Linked DNA regions of Homo sapiens: region 2 is linked to region 1. Evidence: read pairs that join two places in POLR2A ChIA-PET (ENCODE). Cell type or tissue: MCF 10A. All regions are shown on one strand.

What was found. ChIA-PET counts read pairs that join two places held together with the same protein. Peaks named below come from ENCODE experiments on the same cell type or tissue, not always from the same donor. Only the 100,000 strongest peaks of a DNase experiment are listed, where the experiment ranks them.
Region 2: POLR2A ChIA-PET joins it to region 1 with 5 read pairs; 3 of 35 experiments call an interaction of 5 or more read pairs at or near these places.

What each region holds. Positions count from the first base shown.
Region 1 is chr4:48,697,513-48,700,012 of GRCh38, reverse strand. All of the region lies in intron 2 of FRYL (FRY like transcription coactivator), which reads left to right. Among named protein-coding and RNA genes, the nearest start is that of FRYL, 82 kb to the left of the region's middle. In MCF 10A, no CTCF peak of the experiment used is centred here; DNase peaks (open chromatin) are centred at 372 and 1,532.
Region 2 is chr4:48,943,265-48,945,764 of GRCh38, reverse strand. No RefSeq gene overlaps it. Among named protein-coding and RNA genes, the nearest start is that of OCIAD2, 38 kb to the right of the region's middle. In MCF 10A, CTCF peaks have their summits at 942 (motif pointing right) and 2,200 (motif pointing left); DNase peaks (open chromatin) are centred at 944 and 1,324.

The DNA of each region.
Region 1 (2,500 bases):
TATACTATACCTGGTGTTAGGTTTTTAGAGCACTTAAATTTTTTTTGTCTTTTTGCTTTACTCTAATAAATATTCTAGTTAACATTAATATCTAGCTTAATATGATTTAAATGTATGTTAAAATTCTTAAGAGTAGTAGCAAATCTAGATTGGGAACTGGATCTGTAGACAATATTCAAAAGATACAATTCAGATGACCCTGAACACCAGTAAACTGATCCAGGGGCCAAATATTCTCTCAAAATAGAGGAGGAAAAAGGAAAAGAGGCATGTAGGGACCCAGAAGAAGAAGGGCGATTTATGTGGAGTGGAGGGAATTTTCATGTTAAACCACAGGTAGGGCTTGTTTACTTTGTCACATTTTCCCTGTAATAGAGAAACTGCTGAGCCAGAATTGTGCAACTGATTGAATTAGCACCTTGTTTAAATTGTTAGCATCCATCTTTGAGAAGCATGTATTTTAGATTAAAGATTTAAAAATCTTGGCTGAAACAAAGGACAATCTCTTTCCTTTATGAAGTTGTTCATTGAACTTTAAATAGTAAGATATTAACAGATGAGGATTGAATTTAGTCTTCAAATAAGCATCTCTGTGATTTGTTGGTCACAGTATGATCTCTTTCCCATCCCCCACTATTTTTTACTTTTGATAGGGCAAACTCTTATGTTTTCATGAAATATTTAAAGCAAATGATGTGTTAATTATGTTTAGTTATCCTTTTTGAGAGTTCTCTAGCTTTTTCTGTTCTGAGGTTCAGAATCAATATAAGGACATATTGAAATCATAATTGCATTTTATCTTCCAAACAGCCATTGAAAATAATTGCATTTTAATTTGAGAATTTTATCTCAACTCCATATAACAGCTTATACTTTAAAATATAATCCAGAGGTACAGTACTTTTCAGTTCATTTATTAGCTTTGTCAGTTTCCACATTTGTAAAGTTGAACATTTACTGAAATTATGGGCTGGTTTGGGTTAAAATGAAGTAACATATGTGAAGCATCTTAGATGGTCACACATAGTAGGCTCTCGGTAATTAGTCGTTGCTGCTGTTGTTATGGGTATTTAATTAACTTGGATTTCTAGGGCACCATTTGTTAGAGTGCAGTGAACCAATTCTGAATTCTACCCTCCTATATTTGTTACTTGTTTAGACTGACTTAACCACTGTGGAGAATAAAGCCTATTTGTGGGGGTTGGGGTGGGGGTGGTGCCTACTGACTCTTATATGCATGTTTTTTCAGAGTTACAGGATGTGTACTGGAATGTGAAGGATTAAGCTTTGTGGTGGCATGTTCTATATGGTCATCCATAGTGACCAAACTAATTTGGAATGTTGTTTTGTTACTAACTTGGAAATGTGTTATTTTCTCTACAGAGGATGTTGATCTGAATAAACTGCTTATTATGCTTTATACATTTCTAGAGCGAGAGGAACTGTCAATCAGTGTAAATCTCACCCAGCACAGTATTTTCTTTCACAAACATGGGGAGGAGGCAATACCAAGATAACCACTTTTGGGACAGAGCCAGGAGCTGTTGTGTAACTCAGAGGGTGTGTGATAGCATCCAGCTTTGGAGCCCATCACGTCACATTGAGAAATTGTGGCAGGGAGGCTTACAGGAAAAACATCTTGTTTATTAACACCTGAATATGTTACTTATGTAGCTTTTTAAAAGTCATCAGTTAGCTAGCTTCTCAAAGAGAGGCAAGAACCCATTCGCGTAGTTACAGATTGTGGCTATAGTAAGTCTTCTGGTAACAGGAGCTGTGAGCACCACTTCTTCAGTGAAGTCTTTCCTGTTCCCTTCTCCACTCAGGTTGATGACTGTCTCCTTTGTACCTGGTTGCAGCTTGAACATATTTAGGTAACTTCTCTCAAAGCACTTGAAACATGCTACTGCCCATGTCTCCTTTCCAGCTTGTCTGTAAACTCCTTGATGGTAGCAGCTGTGTGTGTAAGTGCCACTGAGTATAGATTCCTGGAGCTTAGGTTGATCCCCAGTAAATGTTAAATGCAGGTCTCCCTGTGCCTGTGGAAATGCCTCAACATCAATTGGTTCAATTGTATCCTTCAACTTGATCACTAACAGGTCTTTAATGAAAAGTCTCCAGAGATGCTATTCCCATTCTGTACTATCCTCATCATTACCATTCTTATTTCTTCTTTGCCAATGCAAATTCTCTATTTCATTTTTTTCTTTAAGTACTTCTCTATGAAGCTTTTTAAAAGTATGCTTCATTTTAGGGCCAGACATGGTGGCTCATGCGAGGCCCATGCGGGTGGATCACCTGAGGTCAGGAGTTTAAGACCAGCGTGACCAGCATAGTGAAACCCCATCTCTACTAAAAATACAAAATTAGTCGGGTGTGGTGGCGTGCACCTGTAATCCCAGCTACTCAGGAGACTGAGGCAGGAGAATTGCTTGAACCCAGGAGGCAGAGGTTGCAGTAAGCTGAGACACCGCAGCCTGGGGGACAGAGTGAGACTCCA
Region 2 (2,500 bases), 250 kb before region 1:
GGCAGGAGAATGGCATGAACCCGGGAGGCAGAGGTTGCAGTGAGCCGAGATCGTGCCACTGCACTCCAGCCTGGGCAACAGAGCGAGACTCCGTCTCAAAAAAAAAAAAACTAAATTTTAATATTTGTAATTTCTTTTAAATTTTTAATTTTAAGTACAAACAAGAAAATCCTAAAAATAGTTCTTTCCTGACAAAAAGACCCCTCCCTGAGCATTTTTTTAAAATGTAGGTGATAGATAATGTGACTAGGAATGCTTCCCAAACTTTTTCAAGGACTCTGGAAGGATGGGAGATTATTTAAGTGGCCAGCTGCAAACATATATTTGCTTTGACATCTGAAATATTATCTTTAAAAATAAATTTTGTACTCCATTCCATATTAACACTGTACTCTGAACAGACCCAAGATGGTACAATTGCTCATCTATTTAATATGAAAATATTTTCCCTAAACACCTTCCAAGTACCTTACAAGTACCCTTGCTAGAGAAGCAAAAGCTTAGACCATGAGCCCAGCTCAGCCGGAGAATATGATTCTTATGACACATGCTAACAGGTATTCTCCAGCCCCACCGCCCACCTCTCTATCTCCACCCCAGGGTTACTATTGTGAGAAAGCTGCCTTTCAGATGCCTTGAGATCTTAGATCTTTTGTATAGCAAAGAGGGAGTTCAAAATAAGCCAGCCCTCCCACCTCCCATTTCCTGCCACTGTTAGAGCCCTTCAAATGAGCTTGGGTTTCTCTGGTTTGCACTGGAAACCACCTGTGCTGGTTATTAAGGTACTGTTTCTCAGCTCCAAACCTGCCTTGCATAAACTGCTTTGCGATACTCTGGCTGAACTTGGCCAAAAAAAAAAAAAAAAAAAATCTGTTCTTTGGCCTGCTTGCTACCCTATTCGGTCCTGCCAATAGGGGGCACTAGAGAGGCTGCAAGATTAGCAGGACACTTGTTGCAGACTCCAGCTTTTGTCAACATACCCGGAGCCAGCCTCATTTTACCCTCGCAGTGGTGCCAGCACCACCCGGATATGGCTTCCTCCTCAGGGATCTGCATCCCAGCTCCAAGAGGCTCCTCCTCGAAATTTCTAGATTAAAATAATCCCAGCAACTTCCTTTTGTTCCCGCAGCCCTATGGAGCGGTAGCTACTTCTTGTGGTTATTTCTCTGTTCACACCGGTGTTCCCTTTGCTCCTTTAGCCCTCCAACACCGATTTCTCACATTATCTTCTGTCTGTTGTAGTAGCCAATGTGGTTTCTGCTTTCCTGACTAGATTCTGACTCATACATTAGATTCCACTCCCTGTTGTCCACTCCCTTTGTCCCATTGATCCAGGCTCACAAGGAGAAAGGGGGAGTCGCCTCAGGCTCGAGGCCTACATTGAATCCATCCTCATTGCCCAGCCATGGTCTGTGGGCACTTGGCAGCAAGCCCCAGTGTGTAGGGTGGTGCTCTGTTTGTTTTAATACTGCCATAGAGAAGTACTTTCTGGGCTTGGCGCCGTGGCTCATGCCTGTAATCCCAGCATTTTGGGAGGCAGAGGAGGGAGATCCCTTGAGTTCAGGAATTTCAAGCTGCAGTTGAGCTATGATCATGTCACAGCACTCCAGCCTGGATGACATAGGGAGATCTTGTCTCTAAAACAGAATATATATATATATTTATATATATATTATTTATATATATTTATATATATATTATTTATATATATTTATATATATATTATTTATATATATTTATATATTTTTTATATATTTATATATATTTATATATTATTTATATATATATTTATATATATTTATATATATTTTTATATATATTTTTATATATTTCTATATATATTTATATATATTTATATGTATATTTATATATATTTATATGTATATTTATATATATTTTTATATATATTTATATATATTTATGTGTATATATATTTTAAGAAAAGTTCTTTCTGTATATCTTTGGATGTACAATAAATTTCTCATTCAAAAACCCATATATTCTATTTAGAAGAATGCCTGAGAAGAATCTTATAAAAGTCCCTGAACTCATATTTTCATAAAGATTCTGTTCTTCCTGTCTTATGTTTATACCTCATTTGAATCTCCCAACAAATCCATGAGGGAGGTGGGGTGGGCACATCATCTCCATGACCAGGGAGAACCTGAGAGGGAGCTCCCTCTGCTGTCTGCTCTCACCTGGACCAACTAGTGGCAGAACTGAATCTCTTTATTTCTTCTCTCTTCTGTCTCCAACATGTGCTTAACACAATGGTTTTTCTATTAATTTTCTACCGATGCATGACAAATGCCACAAATGTAGTGGCTTAAAACAACACCCATTTATTAGCTTGCAGTTCTGTCCATCACATGTCCAGCACAGAGTGGCTGGGCTCTCTGCTCTGATATCCCAATGGTGAAATCAAGGTATCCGCTGGGCTGACACTGAGGAAAATTCATTTCCAAGATCATTCTTGCCATTGGTAGAATCCAGTTCCTTG